Linked DNA regions of Homo sapiens: region 2 is linked to region 1. Evidence: read pairs that join two places in POLR2A ChIA-PET (ENCODE). Cell type or tissue: MCF 10A. All regions are shown on one strand. Each heading gives the region's core, and the rest is flanking DNA. Links, peaks and the distances in the headings are about the cores only.

Region 1 (16,324 bases), core at 6,065-8,564:
CATGAGAGCTATTTTAATAAGCCTTTGCATTAATCCTCGGGCACAGGGTATGATACAGCATCCTACAAGAATAAGGAACCCTATTTTGATGGTAGGAGAGGTGAGGATTGAGGACATAAGTCCCTTCCGTTTGCCGAACCAATTTCCCATTAAATTTGTGAAAGGGCCGTTTAGTCTAGAATTTTTGCTAACTTGTTGGATAAGGAGGTTAGGCCTTGCAAAGCCTTTGTTATTGTTTTGTCGGGGGCTGTGTTATTAGGGATAAAAGTATAACATTGGACTTTAATCATGACACAGACTCCGGCCTCTTTCGCTAGTATTATGTTTAATGCTATTCTGTTTTCCCAGGCCATTTGACTGGTGGGTCCTGATTGTCCAGCTATCCCTTTAATAGTGTCTCTAGTATACTTAACAAATCGTTGTTGGTTGTAATAAACGTAATTTGTCTAATCTACATTTTTGTTTATAGTTGACCACCAAAACAGCACAGATTAAAACCCTGCAGCTATTTGATTCTGGGCTTTAAAGTTATCTGGTACTCTTTGTGGAATTCTAATAGCGTCTATATAAATGTGAGGGTTAGAAGATCCAGTGGAGTGCTTTTTATTTTTTTTTTTAACTCGGTTCTGACTTTCTTGCTTACTGTGTTGGCGGAATGCCAGGGTGACAGGGATGGCCAATTGAACGAGAGCACAAGTGCCACTCCAGTGACTCGGCAGAGAACTTCATAGTAGTTTCCCGCAATACCACCATACGTCTGCTCGGGAGTGAGTAAGGGCAGCTTGACTGGTAAGTTCTTGGAAAGGCTTAGTCTCACTGCACCATTTTAGGTCTTTGAGAGACATTAATTTCTCCCCCTGCCGTGAGAGACCCGAGGTAAAATTAACATCTGAGGCTGGAGGCCGGGTGGCCCCTGGGGGCTGATCCACAGAGCCTTTGACTTTGGGGAATAGCAATGAGAGTCTTGTGTGGCTTGCTGCCCCAGGTTGTGGAGTTTTGGAAGAAACTTACCATGCAGCTTATGCCCAGTTCGTTAGAAGACCATCCAAGAGGGAAAGGGACTATTTGAGCCTCTGGCCTGTCTGTTGCACCAGTGTAACAGTTGTTTTTATTTAGTGTGCAAACAGAATATTTAACCCATTCCAACCAGGCATTTGCATTTTGGTATCCTGTCTCGACTGCTAAAGTTTGTTTTAAATCTCTAATATTTGTAATGTCGACTATGGCTTTGTTATTGGAAAAAATAACAGTCTGAATGAAAGAAGGCTCTGGAGAAGGAGAAAGGGAAGGGGGTGGGGGATCAATGAAGCACATTTCAAAAGATCCTATTGGGTCTGTCCCAGAATGAAAATTAGCTTCTAGGCCACAGAAATGGCTTAGAGTGGGGTTAGCATCAGTGGAGGTGGGGACAGTGATGAAGATTTGTATAGGGTTACACTGCTGAGGCTGACAATTAGGGGGAGTTATGCCTTTGGTAAGGTGGATATCGGGCTTTAGATTAATGCAGCTTCCTCCTGGGGAGGTCTAGCCTTGATATTTCGTGGTCCAGAGTTCATCTCCCTAACCATAACAGAACCTCCACCCCGCGCTTTGTGCACATCTGGTACAAGTTTTATTATTATAGGCAGTTTTGTTTATTTTGGAGGGGCAAAGGTACTTATTGATAGAGGCTAACTTTCTTTGGTTTTGGAGATCCTTCAGGGTCTCCTCTTCATGAGGAGGGTTGGGTTTTTCTTAGCTTTAGTTAGGTAGCACTTTCCCCTGGAACAGTAGCCCGTGACTCCGGAGGTGGTGATGTTTTTTCACTCGAGTATGATGAGTTCATCCTTTTTTTGCTGTTCGGATGCAGTTTCAGTGGCCAGGAGCACTAGATAAGGTCCTTCCCAAGCTGGTTCAAGCTTTCCTTTTTTCCACCCTTTGATGAGGACGGGAGCTGATGTTGATGTTCTGGGAATTCCAGGGGCAGCACCTGTGCTAAGAGACCTTTGGTTTTAAGAGAAGAGAAAGTGGAAGATAGACCAAGTATATCATTTTTGAGGAACTGACATTTTGTTTTAAATGTAGGAATGTCAGTAGTGGAATGTACATAAGGTAGCCCATATAGCGTTTTATAAGGGGATAAGCTGATATCTTTCCAAGGGATGGTTCTGATTCTTAATAAGGCAATGGGGAGACATTTAGTCCAGGGTAGCTGGGTTTCTAGGATTAATTTGGTGAGGTGGTTTTTTAAGAGTCTGGTTCATTCTTTTTACCCTTCCTGCCAAGGGATATGGCATTCCTGTTTTATGTCTAGCACCTGGGCTAGCTTTTTAATGACACGTGCAGTGAAATGGGTTCCATTGTCTGAATCCATGTTTTCTATTAGTCCAAACCTGGGTATAATGTTTTTAACTAATGCTTTAACTACATTACTGGTGGTTGCACTTGAGAAGGGGGTGGCTCCTACCCAGCGAGTAAAGTGGTCTGCTATTACCAACAAGTACTTCAGGCAAACGACTGGGGGCATCTCAGTGTAATTAATTTGAGCACTTTGGAATGGTCTTAGCCCTGGATTTCTGCCCCCAGTAGGTTGCCTTTTTAGGATTTGTTTATTAGTTTTTCTGCACACTCTGTAACTGCTTGCTTAGCAAGAGTGTATATGCTTATACACCTGTAAACTCTAAGGACTGCACCACACATGGCTTGGGGTCCCCAGTGAGATCCTTGATGGAGCTGCGACAATATTTCCCTCATGAGAGGTTTAGACAACATTTTCTCCCATCTGGTAGTACCCACCTTCCCTCTGAGCTTTTCTTGGCTCCTATTTCTTTTAACATTTTTTTGGTCTTTATGGGAGAAGATGGGGACCGCAGCTGGAGGGGAAGGCAAGGGGCTGAATGGAAAATGGGTACTGCTTGGGAAAAGGCAGCTTGCTTGGCTATTTGGTCAGCTAGATTATTTGCCCGGCTTTCAAAGGAAGGGTTTTCTTTTTACTATTTTCCTGGGAGTTTTTAATTTGACCTCGATTGGAGGAACTGGTAATTTCTCTCGATGTCCTTTTTTTGACCATGTATCAGGATGGATACACTTTTCATAATCTGTGGTGGTAAGTTCAGGGAGGTGAGAAGTTTTCCCTGATTAATGTAGAGGCTTAAGCCAAATTTTAACATTAGATCTCTCCCTAATAGGTTTGTTCTTGCCTCTGGAATTAACAGAAATTTAATATTAGCTGATCTGCTTTTATATATGACTTTTGTTTCTTTTTCCCATTTGGGACATTCTCTTTTGAAGTGACCTATTCTTTTACATTTGAAACATTTGTTTTGTCTTCTTTCTCTCTCTCTCTGCCTCTCTTTCTCTCCCTCTCCCTCTGGCTCTCTGTCTTTTCCTCCCTCTCTCTCTCTGTCTTTCTCTTTCTGCCTCTCTTTGTCTCTCTGTCTCTCCTTGCCTCTCCATCTTCTCTCTTTGCCTCTCTTTCTCTCTCTCCCTGACTCCCTCCATTCCCTCTATAGGCTGATCTTTCCAGTTCTCTGTTTTTGTAATTTCTTTGTGATATTTGGCTACTAGTAACAAAATGGAGCTTTAACATCCCCTGTCCAAGGGGATCCTTTATGTTTAAGCCTGTATATTTTCTTACCTGTTCCTTGAGTCTGTTTAAAAACTCCGTGGGCCCTTTGTTTTTTCCTTGCTGCATATTAAATGCTCGGGAAATATTTTGGGTTTGAGGCACTGATTCCCGAATCCCTTTAACTATCATTTTCCTAAGGCCTTTCATGTTTTCTTGGTGGGCTGCATTGTTATTATCCCATTGGGGGTTTTGGGCCGGCGATTTTTGTTCTGCTGCAGGGATATTTTGACTGGGAAGGTGTTTGCGCTCTCAGACTATCATAGCAGCCCTGCGGATCATGGTTCTTTCCTCTCCCGAAAAGAGAATACTTAAGATGGACATTAGCTCAGCCCAAGTGTATACTTGTGGTCCTAAAAATCGGTTAATTTGATCCACAACCCTAAAAAGATCATCTAATAGTGGTTTAAGTTTCTTCCTTAGGTTTCTGACCTCTGAACTAGTTAAGGGGCATTTACAAAGCCAATTTCCCCTCCTCCTAGAGGCACTTCCCTTAAGGGAAAAAGGGTTGGGGTAGACTTTTTTGAGGAGGAGGGGAAAGGGAAATTTTGAATCCCATGTGCTAGTGGACTGTTTGGGGTTAGGGATTTTACTTTCTTTAGGGGAGGTATTTTCTGGCTTTTTTTCCTGCAGTTTTTAGGGGGTAGAGGACAGGCCCCTGCCGCCAGTGCAGGGCATAGTCTATTTCTTCCTGGGAGACAGGACTTTTGTTATTTACATACTTTATTAAAAGTTGACAAATCTAATCCTTATTTGACCCAAAACTTGGCCAGAAAACTAAAGGTTTAAGAATAGTTTCTTTGGTTCAAAAAAAACAACAATATTTTATCATCTGTTGCTTTTTCTTATGTTTGGTCCTTTGTAGTTCTTGTTTTACTAGGGGTATTTCCCATCCTGGAAGTTAATGGGGGCTCAGTCTCTCCTATTAGAGATTTCTTGCACCCTTTTCCCTGAAGGCTCAACCTGAGTGTGTGTGGGGCTCAACCTCTTTTTTTTTTTTTTTTTTTTTGACACAGAGTCTCGCTTTGTCACCCAGGCTGGAGTGCAGTGGCACGATCTTGGCTCACTGCAAGCTCCACCTCCCAGGTTCACGCCATTCCCTGGCGTCAGCCTCCCGAGTAGCTGGGACTACAGGCGCCCGCCATCACGCCCGGCTAATTTTTTTTTTTTTTTTGTATTTTTAGTAGAGATGGGGTTTCGCTGTGTTAGCCAGGACGGTCTCGATCTCCTGACCTCGTGATTCACCCGCCTCGGCCTCCTGGCTCAACCTCTTTTACTAGAGATTGTTTTTTTTTTGCTCCCTTTCCCTGGAGGCTCAGCTCCCCCACTGGAGATTTCTTGCACTCCTTTACTTTACTCCACACTCGCTTTGCACTTAATTGTGCATCTTATTTACACACTTTTAACCTCCAAACTGTCCCTACCACCAAGGAAGTACTTCACCACCCCCACAGTTTTTCTTACCTTGGTCTGTGCATAGCGTTACCTGCTCACCACAGTAACTGTAGGCCTTTTCTTCCTGTGTTGCTAAGAGTCTGGGTTTATTGGTTGCACTGGGTGGGTCCCGATTCTTTACCCTTGAGGCCACTGCAATGAGTTAGCGGGATGCGTCTCCTCATGAGAAGTGATCAGAGACCCTTTCCCGGAGGAGAATGAGGTCCCCATATGGGCCACCAAATTTGTTGGAAACAAATGCTCAGTGCTGCAAAGAAGAACCAGCACTGAGACAAAGGATCTCTCAGCAAGGCAAATTTGCTTCTGCAGAAGGGTGCTTCTTGTAGGTCTGGTCGCCACGAGAGCACCCCAAACAAAGGAGGGAAGGGGTTTTTATTCCTAACACAGCTTGTGCCCGCTACTGTGTCCTGTCTCCATTGGCTGGAGCTGGACCAATCCAAGCTGAACCCGGTTGGCTAACTTGAAAAGTGCAAGAATGCGGTTACACTGGTGGGGGGTGGGAGGAACAGTTTCTGCGGGGAGGGTCGTTGTGACGGGAGGGGTAATTCACAGAGTGGGTAGCAGATGTGGAATGTGGGCTGTATAGATAAGGACTGGTGGGAAGGTTGTTTACCAGGGCAGGGGGACACAGAGAGTAAGGAAGTCTGGCCTTGAAAGGAGGGAACAGAGGACAAGGAAACTTAAACAAGCTAAACCTTTGAAGAAGAACTTCTTACTGTATTTAACACTAGCCTGGCCAACATGGTGAAACCCCGTCTCTACTAAAAATACAAAAAAGCCGGGCATGATGGCCCATGCCCAGTTACTTGGGAGGCTGAGGAACAAGAATTACTTGAACCCGGGAGGTGGAGGTTGCAGTGAGCCAAGATTGTGCCACTGCACTCCAGCCTGGGCAACAGAACGAGAGACTCTGTCTCAAAAAAGAAAAAAAAAACCTGAAAAATTGTTAAGATGATAAATTTCATGGTATGTGTTTTCTACTATAATTAAAACAGTTGTATAAATATTAGCCATTGTTATTTCACAGGTGAGGAAACAAGAGATCCCAACACAGAGCTGGACCCAAACCAGTGCTCTTGCCAAACATTGGAGGCCTCTGTGTTCCTCAGATTGAGGAGGTCCTGATGAGGACATTATGAGGGGCCCTGTTTTGCAGTTATCACCGCAGAAGTGGGCAGCACTCTCTGTAGGAAGTCTGGTCTCGGCAATCATCCAGCCAACTGGGGTTATCTCAGGTTATAACTTGGTTCTGAGGCCCCGACTTGCAGCCTGAAGGTGGCTTGGTTTACTTACCTACTGTCACATTTGGTAACGGCTGAAGGGTAGAAGGGTGCAAACCTCACTGTATTGTCTTATTACAATCTGCTCCTTGTCAACCAGACAGCTGGGTTCAGAGAAAGCTTAGAAGCCCATATAGAAAGCCTTGCGTGCCCTTGCGAGAGACAGAGTGGAGAGAGAGAGGAGCATTTACCAACTCACTCAAGCAGTGTAGCTTTCTCTGCAGGGAAAGTGTGTTGGTGACAAAGGGGTGAGGGTTCCCAGAACAGTCAGGAAGTTTATTTACTTAGTTATTATTATTTTTTGAGACGGAGTCTCACTCTATCGCCCAGGCTGGAGTGCAATGGCACAATCTCAGCTCACTGCAAGTTCTGCCTCCCAGGTTCATGCCATTCTCCTGCCTCAGCCTCCCGAGTGTCTGGGACTACAGGCAGCCACCACCACGCCCGGCTAATTTTTTGTATTTTTAGTAGAGACGGGGTTTCACCGTGTTAGCCAGGATGGTCTCAATCTCCTGACCTCATGATCCGCCCCCCTCAGCCTCCCAAAGTGTTGGGATTACAGGTGAGAGCCACCGAGCCCAGCCTATTTATTTATTTATTTTGAGACAGGGTCTCACTCTGTCACCCAGGCTGGAGTGCAGTGGCATGATCACAGCTCACTGCAGCTTCGACCTCCTGAGCTCAAGCAGTCGTCCCACCTCATCCATCTGAGTAGCAGGGACTACAGGCATGCGCCATCACGCCCGGCTGATTTTAAAATTTTTTCGTAGAGACAGGGTCTTGCTTTGTTTCCTAGGCTGGTCTCAAACTCCTGGCTTCAAGTGATCCTCCTGCCTTGGCCTCCCAAAGTGCTACGATGACAGGTGTGAGCCACTGCACCTGGCCCAAATTTCACCTAAGGGGGGTAGTGCTAATTAAAATGTAGCAAAAACATATTTCCTTGAAACTCAGTACATCCTAGTGACCATGCAGTAAGCAAAGTTAGGCATGCTGTATCTGTACAGTTGTCTCGTAAATAAAGGACACAGTTTTCTTGCAGCTGTATTCCAGTAGGCAGGTAACTGAAAAACAGACCTAAGGACATAGCTCTCTGCTCCTAGACTTCTGCCTGGTGTGCCAAAGAGATTAACATCCTGCCACCAGGAGAAACCATCCTGGCTGGGCCCAGGGCAAGAGGGCTGGTATAGCTCAGGGTAGGGCTGGGCACTTTTTGCAGCCCGGATGCTTGGAGAGAAGCACAGGGGTGGAACAGTGGCCAGCTGGGGGCAGTGCTGAGGAAGGGCTTGCCCAGTAGCACTGGGCTGGATGTCAGCAGTGGGGTGGGCCCTGGCTTGACTCGGTCTCCAGTGTGGCTCTGAATGAGTGGGGAGAGCTGGAGAGGCAGGCTTGAGTTTCCTGCTGTTCCCTATTTTGTAGATGTCAGTAGCAGATGGCAGATGCTCTGTGATGATGCAGCCATCTGCATGCCTCATTTTTCACTTGTCTGCGAGTCGCTCAGCCCAGGGGGCCCCATCCTTCACCTCAGTGGAACAGTACCCAGTTCACAACAGATGGGCCGTAAATGTTTGGGGGCTGGCTGACCAGGGCACCAGACTGGGCGGGGTGGTCTTAGAATACTTTTAAGGAAAATATTTTATATTTGATCTTCGTATTTGGTGAACTCTGAGTTATCAATTGTGACTAAAAATAGATATAAGATCAATGTAGCCTGAAGACGATGGACCCATTTTACAGTTATGGGCTCTCAAAATTCAAGTTGCTGCTGGTTCACCACTTGGAAAAGAATTCAAGACACAAAATCAGGCTGCAGGGACAACCACAGTATCATGGGGCTTTGGCCTCCACATCTCAGGTAACAGGAGTGAAGGGCCACTGGGATACAGACAAGAGGCTGCCTTCAGAGGAGGGACAAAGCCAGCTTACCGAGTATCTACTATGTTCTAGTTTGGGGATGATGGACTGGGTGCTGAGGATGGTGATGAGTAAGGCAGTGTTCCTGATCCCTCAGTGGGAGAAGGGGAATCACATTTTGTTAACTACAGGTAAAGGCTGGTGTCATGTTAGGAAGACTCTGGTAGCCACAGAGGGCAATAGGATACACATGGGTTTAAGTTTTTTATTTTTATTTTTTGAGACAGAGTCTCGCTCTGTCGCCCAGGCTGGAGTGCAGTGGCGCGATCTCAGCTCACTGCAAGCTCCGCCTCCTGGGTTCGCGTCATTCTCTTGCCTCAGCCTCCTGAGTAGCTGGGATTATGGGCGCCCACCACCAAGCCTGGCGAATTTTTCATATTTTCAGTAGAGACGGGGTTTCACCATGTTAGTCAGGATGGTCTTGATCTCCTGACCTCGTGATCCGCCCTCCTCGGCCTCCCAAAGTGCTGGGATTACAGGTGTGAGCCAGGACACCCAGCGGGTTTAAGTTTTTAAGACAAAAAAATTCAGGAGTCCTTAGTGTGGAAACACGGTTGTGAGCAGATACAATACAAACTCATCAAGTCATTCACTAGAACTAGAGTAACTAGAATTAGTCATTGCATCCCCAAATACTCATCAACTGTTTATTCTTACCACTTATTTCCCTAGTCAGAAGCTTTAAGGAGATAACTTTAAGCCAAGAACAATGCCTACAATAAGGAGTTATCTTATGAAAACACATTATCCCAGAGCAGACCCAGGCTGGAAATATTTAATACCTCAAGAAAGGCTTAGATACAGACCGGACCCGGTGGCTCACGCCTGTAATCCCAGCATTTTGGGAGGCTGACGCAAGTTGATCACCTGAGGTCAGGAGCTCGAGACCAGCCTGGCCAACATGGTGAAACCCCATCTCTACTAAAAATACAAAAAATTAGCTGGGTGTGGTGGCAGACACCTGTAATCCCAGCTACTCAGGAGGCTGAGGCAGGAGAATCACTTGAATACTGGAGGCAGAGGTTGCAGTGAGCCGAGATTGTGCCACTGCACTCCAGCCTGGGCAACAAGAACAAAACTCCCTCTCAAAAACAAAAACAAAAAAGAAAGCCTTAGCCACATGTTGTATTTGCAATGTGTCAACTAAGCCAAGTTGGAAACACATGTCCCAGAATTCCTTCCCTGCTTAGTTCTGGGTTAGCAAGGACCAATGACCTTGTGGAGATTTGAGAGGTGGAAACAATGTAGCAGCCACATTTTTTTTTCTAATTTTAGAGACAAGGTCTCACTCTGTTGCCCAGGCTGGAGTGCAGTGGCGTGATCATAGCTCACTGAAGCCTACGACTCATGGCTTCAAGTATCCTCTCACCTCAGCCTCTCAAGTAGCTGGGACTATAGGCATGCACCACCATGTGTAGCTAATTAATTTGTGTGTGTGTGTGTGGTAGTGATGGGGTCTCACTATGTTGCCCAGGCTGGTCTTGAACTCCTGGCCTCAAGCAATCCTCCTGCCTCAGCCTCTCAAAGTGCTGGGATTACAGGTGTGAGCCACCATCCCTGGCCCCTAAAGTGTATTTTAAAAAGATGCCTCTGCTTAACACGTTGGCAAGCTTCCCACCATAGATTTATTCCAAAGTAGACTATGAGGCCCATGGCTCTGCTGCCATTTCAGTTCCACCGAATGTGGGAATTCTAAGGAAGTACCAACATCTCCTTCCATACACCAAGAGCATCACTCATCATACTAGAAAAAGACCTATTTTAAAATGGTGCAAGGGCATCAGGTGACCTGACGGCCATGGGCAGGCTGCATCACCATTCTGGGTCCTCCCCATATTCTTGATTCTCCAAGGTTCCCTCATCTTTAGAAGACAAAGAATCCCTGCCTTATAAACTGTGCTTTAATTTTTCTAACTATAGGCTGCAGTTACCCAAACAAGATGCTGTCAAAAATCTTAAGAGTTGTATTTAACGCTGTCTCTTTCTTGCCGTGTATTATTAAGGTCACACGTGGAGATTCTGGGCAATTACAGATAGTGCCTTCTCCTCCCACAGAAATCTCCATGTCAGACATGTAGTAGAGAAAAATCTGAAGGGAAGTACTGAAGGTCTACCAAAACTTTTCAAGCCATCAGAGAATGTCCTTTTATGTACTTTCGTCAGTCACTGTCATTCAGATGCATAAGTAGCCAGCTGATGGAAAAAATACACAGCTGGGTTGGGGAATTCTGAGTTTCAGGATTTTGACTAACTGGCTCAAATTCAATGCGTTTTGTCACCAATACTGGAGATAGTCTCCAGCCCCAGAGAATACAGGCTTCACATGTACCATACTAAAAGTGGAGTTCAGTGTGCTGCTAAGGCCAAGTAAGTATAGACAAAGCCCTTCACTGGCAGTCCTCGTTTTGGAGGTTGTGCAAGCTGCCTCTGAATTTCTGAGATCACACATTTACAGCCAGGAATCTTCTCTGGCTCATCCTCAAGATCCCTAGGGTGATCATTATTTTCTTACAAAAAAAAAGCACGCAAATAAAGGGAATTTATTATGGTTGAGATAGGGTCTTGCTCTGTCACCCAGGCTGGAGTGCAGTGGCATGATCATGGCTCACTGCAGCCTCAACCTCCCAGGGCTCAAGTGATCCTCCCACCTCAGCCTGTAACTGGGCCTAAAGGTGCATACCATCATGTCTGTCTAATTTTTGTACTTTTTGTAGAGACAGGGTCTTGCCATGTTGCCCAGGCTGGTCTCGAACTCCTGGGCTCAAGCAACCTGCCCACCTCGGCCTCCCAAAGTGCTGGGGTTATAAGCATAAGCAACCGCACCTAGCTAGGAATTTATTTCATTACCAAATAATTTAACAGGGAGGAGGGAGAAATATAATTCAAATCCAGAGATGAAGCCAAGAATTCAGAGGGAATAAAGGGTGCCTAGAACCTGCATCAACCTGTCTGTAGACCTCAGAGGTCCTACTAAGTACCTTCCAGCACTGTGCCACCTTCTTTTGCAGTGTGAAAATGAGGATTTGCAGTATATGTGACATCTCCTTAGGCCTTGAGAGTCTGTGATGATGAGTATTGATGATATATGCTACTTAAGAAAGAAAATGCATGCTCAATATGGACCACCACCTTAGATAGCCTTACTTATGTTTCATATATTTATTAAAGGGCACAATTAAATTTTATTTTGCAAGTCGAGCCTACCTTAAAATCAGCTTAAAAAGGTGAAATATCCGCTGGCTAATGAAAAAACAAAACCTTTTTATTTTTCCCATTACTTGGTTCTTTTTAGCAACGATGCATTGTTCTGCCACTTTCACCCCAATGTTGGTTTCAGGTTCACCTTAGAGCAAAGTGTAGGATGATACTGTCCATTGCCGATTTTCTGATTTTTTTTTTTTTTTTTTTTTTTTGAGACCAAGTCTCACTGTCACCCAGGCCAGAGTGCAGTGGCACAATCTTGGCTCACTGCAACTTCCACTTCCCAGGTTCAAGTGATTCTCCTGCCTCAGCCTCCTGAGTAGCTGGGATTACAGGTGTGCACCACCACACCTGGCTAATTTTTGTATTTTTAGTAGAGACAGGGTTTTACCACATTGGCCAGGCTGGTCTCAAACTCCTGACCTCAGGTGATGCACCTGCCTTGGCCTCCCAAAGTGCTGGGATTACAGGCATGAGCCACTACGCCTGACCTCTCTGATGTCTAATTTCTTCAAGTTGGCCCCCACCATGGTTTTTTAACCAATATAGCTTTCCCTGAAAATCACTTAAGCAAAACCAAAAACAATGGGAAGTCACATTTTTTTTGGATTTATTTAAAGAACACACAAAAAAGTGCATCTAAATGATTTTTTTTTTTTAAAAACAATGTCTTTAATTCCTCATATGCTGACTTGGCAATCCATATGCAGCCTAAAAGGTGGTTGAAAGATGTCTGTGGACTTCTACACAAATTGTTTAAGATTATTGAATTTGATACAAGAATACGTGAAGTGTCTTCTTGAGTGGTAATGGGCACCCTGTAGTTATTTGCTCAGAACCACTCACACACCCTTCCCCTCCCCACACACACTTTTGCCAGTTCCCCCTGGTGAACCATAATACACACGTGGGAGACAGCTGGCATCATCTGAGTCTTGGAATAGCTTTCTTGTTTGTTATCTGCAAAAAGCTAGGTGGCCTTTTTAGTATCAAATTTCAATCTTGGCCTCACTGGAACCATGCTCTACAGAGCTTTCCCAACAGTTTAGCAAGTAAGCAAAATCAGCTTTTGCTCTTCATATTTCGTAGGTGAGACTGGGGCTTTTAAAAGAAATATTTCATAAAAAAGACAAAAGCATAAATGAGAAATTAGAGGGATTTTAGTTATCATTAAAGGAAAAAACTCACAAATTGATCCCATTTGTTCCATGGGGAAGAAAAGTATTATAAAAGGAAATAACTTGATTTTTAGGTTTGAAGGGGGTCCCAATCTAATAATAAAAGTCTTTTGATAAAACCATCATAAAAATAAAAACTAATTTAAAATATAACTGCCAGTGTTTTTTAGGATTTAAAAAGGTGAGATGTTCCAGGTTTAAGCAAATGGTTCCTTGGGTTGCCAAATGCATTCCCATGAGTGTTTCTTAGGCTGAGGGAATAGAGAGCCATGCTCAATCTGTTTACCCGTAAGGACTGAAATTCAACTACATGTACACATTTAAGACTTGCCCTAGTTCAATGGTCAGCTCAAGTACTGGAGATTTAGGCTACTGGCTGTGTACCGGCATGGGAAGCTGTCTTCAACTCTTTCACAACTCACGCCAGAACAGAGAAGCTTGACAGGGCAGGAAAAGCGAGCAACTGCGTGTCAAACCTGCAGGTGAAACCCCTAGTGTAGAAGAGCAACTATTTATTTGTCAACCCTACAGATTTTGTTTTTAAAAATTAAGCTTAGTACTAAAAAGTCAAAATTTTTTTGCATGATAGAGGAGTGTAAATAAAGTTCCATAAACCAGTATACATATGCTTATGAGCCAATAATCTTAAAAAGACAAAAAAAGCTGCATGGATCCTAAATGACTATGTAAATAGATCCACTCCAGGTCAAAAATATTGTAAGCACAAGTCTTAAATTCTTAATAGCAAGGATTAGAATGAAAGAAGAAGCTGAGCAGTAGCAATGCTGGGAGGAAGTACTGTGTATTGAATATTATTCCCTAAAAGGAATAGAGGAGGGGAGAAAAAGCACAATTCTGATTGCTCTTTTCACATTTCAGTATCTCAGAACTTCATCGAAAATAGGAAAAGCTAATCCAGAAACTCTCATCTGCTCATTATCATTGCTGAAGGGTGTTTTAGGAATGACAGAATTACTCCCCCAGGGACAGGCTGTGTGTGGTAGAAAGCCACTCTCACAAGGAGGCTGGCTGAGGAGGGGGACTTTGGGAGGAGGCTAAGTCAGCAAGCAAGTGGCCTCTGAGGTTCTGGCTTTCACGTCTGTGACACTGCTGTGGAACTGGGGAGACATGAGACCCCTCTACTGTGGGTTCTGTTGGTTAAAAATGCAACAGACTACATTTATAGCACTTCAGTCATTTAAAAAACAAAAGCTTATCCTCCTTCCCCTACCCTACCCAACTGTAGGAAAGGAGAAATTCATGAAGCATTTTTTTTTTAAAGGTTTCTGCAGTGCTATGAAAGTTCAAAGGTAAAACCTAACAGCCCCACATTGTTAGGATGATCTCCAGGGACCCTGAATTGGATACTTGAAGGTTGATAGAAACTGAAATGAGCTGGACTTAAGCTGCTGGCTCACTCCCTCCACACCACAGTCATTTCTGTTTGTTCCACCTGGAGTGGTCCCGTGCCACCCCTCAGTGAACCCTCCGGGCAGCAGCAGGGGGGCTGTTTTTGGGAAGCTACTGGTTTTGCCATTTGCTTCCAGAATCACATAGACTATAACAAACTTTACATTAAACACTGTTCTGTCCTGAGTTGGGGGAAAGCCCATTGAGGAGGGGCCGAGTTCACTGGGACTCTTCCCTCCTTGGCGTGGCGTCATACGTGGCCCTCAGGTTTCTCTTCTTCCATTGCTTGACTGTCTGTTCCTTTTTCATTAGTGACCCCTTCTGAAGTCTTCTTGCCCATTGCTTTATTGGCCTCTTCCTAAGGAAGAAATAAGCAATCAAGAAGGTTAGAGAATAAAGAAGTGAAATAATTCCTGGCTCCTCCAGACTGTGTATCAGGTCCCAAACACGAGGTATTGCAATGATTTTCTCTAGGATATCTAGCTGGGTAGGTCAGGGCTGTGCTACCAATAGTTAGAGTGGGAGCTTCACCTTTCTTTGGTTGACACATGGGACAGCTGTGGGATAATGAAGTCTGGGCATTCCTGGAGACTGGGGACAGGACCAGAATGCCAACTATGCTGTAGGGAGGCCGCCCTCTCTGCAGACAGACCTCTCCTGCCACATTTTTCAGGCTGGCTGCCGACCCTCAAGATAACAGGTGTGATGATGGGGCTCCTATAACATCCCATTTCCTGGGAAAATCGTAAGTCTTACTTGAAAAAAAAATCCTGATGGGTTTACAATTTTTCAAAAATGACAAAAGGGCTGGGCATGGTGGCTCATGTCTATAATCCCAGCACTTTGGGAGACCAAAGCAGGAGGAACCCTTGAAGCCAGGGGTTCGAGACCAGCCTAGACAACAAAGTGAAACCCTATCTTTACAAAAAATTTTAAAAAATTAGCCCAGTGTGGTAGTGTGCTTGTCCTAGCTACTCAGGAGGCTGAGGTGGGAGGATCACTTGATCCAGAGAAGTCAAGGCTGCAGTGAGCCATGTTAGCACGACTGCATTACAGTCTGGGTGACAGAGTGAGACTCTGACTCGGGCAGGGGCCCGGGGGGCGGGCGGGGGGAGTTGGTGCAAAATTGCTGTTTTTGCCATTGAAAGTAATGGTAAAAACCACAATTACTTTTGAACCAATCTAATACATCTGAAGGGAATTTAGTTTTCTCATCTCTCATGACGTGTGCCTTTGGTGACTGGAACTGCCCTACTCGACCTTTGGATCCAAAGCAGCCTCAGATTAGATTGGAAATCGTTTTCCCTGCTCTTGAGCCTCTTGGGTTGTTTAGCTGTTCCTGTCCCCTAAAATCAAAGGGGCATGGTCAGGCTCTTGATCCACCTGCAGTCATCAGGCTCTGCACACACCTTGGCATCCTGCTCTGCAAACTTCTTGAACATGTTGGCGTATATCCTGCGGTCCCGCTCGTTGTGCTCCTTGGCCTTTTTCTGGCACATGGAGATCTGCAGTCTTGCAGCCTTATTCTGGGGGTTTACTTCCAGCACTTTCTCAAAGTCACCCTTGGCTGACTCAAACTCGTTCATGAGCAGCTGGGCTTCACCCCTCCTATACAAGCCTTTCTCATTGGCACTGTCCAGTCCAAGGGCCTAGGAATAGATGGTCTATATTTTAGAAAGGACGAATTTTAATAAATTCAGTAAACAGCTTACCAAAGTTCTCTTGCCAAAGGAGATGGAAAAAGTGTATTTAAAAAAATGGGGCTCAAGATAATTACATACTACTGATCAAAATTTACTACCCAAATTATTTTCTGCATTTAATGCAATTTCTAGAAAGATCCCAAGGAGATTTGAGAGGGGGCTCTTGAGAAGTTCATTTTAAAGTTCATTGGAACAAATAAGTGCCCAAGAATGGCTGAAAAAATTTGGGAAAAAAGAAAAAAATAAGAGGCACTTGTCTTACCAGAGAAAAAGACAAACTTTAAAACTACTGAAATTAAGACAGTTTGGTTACTAGCATGTGGACAAACAGCTCAGTGGAACAGAACGAATCATTCAGAAACAGTCATGTGTCTGCATATAAAAACATTTGAAAATGACAAAGGTGGTAATGTGAATCAGTGGAGAGTTAACTTTAAAATAAACGGGGCCAGGATGGCAGCTATCCACATAGAAAATAAGAGTTAAGGCCGGGTGCAGTGGTTCACACCCTAATCCCAGCACTTTGGGAGGCTGAGGCAGGTGATCACCTGAGGTGAGGAGTTCGAGACCAGCCTGGCCAAC
Region 2 (2,500 bases), core at 1-2,500, 110 kb before region 1:
CCGGGTTCACGCCATTCTCCTGCCTCAGCCTCCCGAGTAGCTGGGACTACAGGCGCCCACCACCACACCCGGCTAATCTTTTGTATTTTTAGTAGAGATGGGGTTTCACCATGTTAGCCAGGATGGTCTCTATCTCCTGACCTCGTGATCCACCGGCCTCGGCCTTCCAAAGTGCTGGGATTACAGGCGTGAGCCACCGTGCCCAGCCCTGACCTAACTTCTTTATGCCTGTGGTTTCCTCATCTACAAAAGGGGAGATATAATATTAATAGCACCTACCATATAAGACTGGAGTGAGGTTTAAATGAGATAATTGGTGTAAAGTAGTCAGAATGGTACCTGATGCACAGTGTTTATTAAATAATAATAATAATTATTATTTTTTTTGAGACGGAGTCTCACTCTATCACCCAGGCTGGAGTGCAGTGGCATAATCTCGGCTCACTGCAACCTCTACCTCCTGGGTTCAAGTGATTCTCCAGCCTCAGCCCCCTGAGTAGCTGGGATTACAGGCACGCACCACCACGCCCGGCTAATTTTTGTATTTTTAATAGAGACGGATTTCACCATGTTGGCCAGGCTGGTCTGGAACTCCTGACCTCAGGCGATCCACCCGCCTTGGCCTCTCAAAGTGCTGGGATTACAGGCATGAGCCACCGTGCCTAGCATAAATTATTATTATAAAGAGACAGGTGATTAAGGTGGCAGTGTCTCTTGGGCCCTGGGTCCTTTATATCTTTAACCACTGAACCAGATGAGGGATCCTTGGCTTCCCCTTGGTCCTAATCTGAGCCTTTGCAATGGTAGCCACCATTTTCTGAGACCTGTGTGTCTTATGTGCATTATCTCATTTAATCCTTTTCACAGTCTTCCGTTAGATATCCTGAGCCTCATTTTATAGATATGGAAATGGAGGTTTAGGTTGGTTAAGTTACCTGCCCAGGGTCACCTAGCTAGGAAGTGGTGGAGTTGGGAATTGAATCCAGGACTGGCTGAATGAAGAGCCCAAGCCTTTCTTGTGATTACTGCTCCATCTCCCAATGTGTGCAGGTGGAGATGACCCCTGAGAAGTTCAGTGTCTTAATGGAGAAGCTCTGTAAAAAGGGGCTGGCAGCCACCACCTCCATGGCCTATGCCAAGCTCATGCTGACAGTGATGACCAAGTATCAGGCTAACGTGAGTATTGATAGGGCCTTGGGGCTGGTCCTGCTGGCAGGGCTGCCCTGGGCCTGCCACAAGGGTGTATGAATATGTATGTCAGGGATAAAACCCTGAGTGCTGGCCAGGCACGGTGGCTCACGCCTGTAATCTCAGCACTTTGGGAGGCCGAGGCAGGCGGATCATGAGGTCAGGAGTTCAAGACCAGCCTGGCCAACATGGTAAAACCTCATCTCTACTAAAAATACAAAAATTAACTAGGTGTGGTGGTGCACGCCTATAATCCTAGTTACAAGGGAGGCTGAGGCAGGAGAATTGCTTGAAGCTGGGAGGTGGAGGTTGCAGTGAGCTGAGATCATGCTACTGCATTCTAGCCTGGGCAGCATAGTGAGACTCCATCTCAAAAACAAAAACAAAAACAAAAAACAAACCCTGAGTGCTAGCCAGAGAAACAACAAGTTCAAGCCCAGGACTGGGGAATGAGACTGCTTAGGAGTTCATTCATCCAGCCAACACTTCTTTAGGCCAGATGCTGTGTGGGGCACTGGGAAATCAACAGCGACCATAATGCAATCCCTGCCCTTGAGTTGACCCCGTCACCTAACCCCAGGCTAGTGAGAGGGGAGAAATAAAATAAACAGATAACAGATATTAGAAGTAAGATCTGGTAGGAGCCAGGTGAGAGGTGTGCAAAGGGCATTTGGTGGCAAAAGAAGAGGAGCAAGTGAGCTTTGTTTGTGGTTGGGAATTGGGACGGGCTTCCTGACTTTTTTTTTTTTTTTTGAGTCGGAGTCTCGCACTGTTGCCCAGGCTGGAATGCAATGGCATGATCTCGGCTCACTGCAACCTCTGCCTCCTAGGTTCAAGCGATTCTCCTGCCTCAGCCTCCCGAGTAGCTGGGATTACCTGCCACCACGCCTGGCTAATTTTTTGTATATTTTGTATTTTTAGTAGAGACGGGGTTTCACTATGTTGGCCAGGCTGGTCTTGAACTCCTGACCTTGTGATCAGCCCGCCTCGGCCTCCAAAAGTGCTGGGATTACAGGCGTGAGCTGTCGTGCCCAGACTTCCTGACTCTTAAAAGGTGAATGGTAGTCAAGAGCCAGAGATGAGAGGAAGGGCATTTCAGGAAAAAGATACAGTGTGAGCAGTGAGTGTCTGAGGGGATCTGCAAGTAGTTCATTGTGGATGGAGCCTAAAAATGTGAGAATGGATGGTGGTGGGGGATAAGATTAGAGAGCTAAAGTACTAAGAGCTATTATTTCTACAGTACCTGCCATGTCTCAGTCATGGTTCTTTTATTAAATTTAATTTTTCAAAAATAGAGACAGGGTCTTCTTTT

What was found. ChIA-PET counts read pairs that join two places held together with the same protein. Peaks named below come from ENCODE experiments on the same cell type or tissue, not always from the same donor. Only the 100,000 strongest peaks of a DNase experiment are listed, where the experiment ranks them.
Region 2: POLR2A ChIA-PET joins it to region 1 with 5 read pairs; 4 of 35 experiments call an interaction of 5 or more read pairs at or near these places.

What each region holds. Positions count from the first base shown.
Region 1 is chr6:35,561,546-35,577,869 of GRCh38, forward strand. It overlaps FKBP5 (FKBP prolyl isomerase 5), which reads right to left. Exons shown (of 11, transcript NM_004117.4): 10 at 15,449-15,688; 11 at 12,045-14,397. The coding sequence ends at 14,290. LOC124901310 (a long non-coding RNA gene) reads right to left here and starts at 5,406. Exons shown (of 2, transcript XR_007059562.1): 1 at 5,069-5,406; 2 at 1,590-1,983. RefSeq lists a silencer at 5,120-5,320 and an enhancer at 7,661-8,161. In MCF 10A, for the core only: a CTCF peak has its summit at 7,568 (motif pointing right); a DNase peak (open chromatin) is centred at 7,606.
Region 2 is chr6:35,461,739-35,464,238 of GRCh38, forward strand. FANCE (FA complementation group E) reads left to right here. Exons shown (of 10, transcript NM_021922.3): 9 at 1,051-1,176. Among named protein-coding and RNA genes, the nearest start is that of RPL10A, 5.4 kb to the right of the region's middle. In MCF 10A, for the core only: no CTCF peak of the experiment used is centred there; no DNase peak of the experiment used is centred there.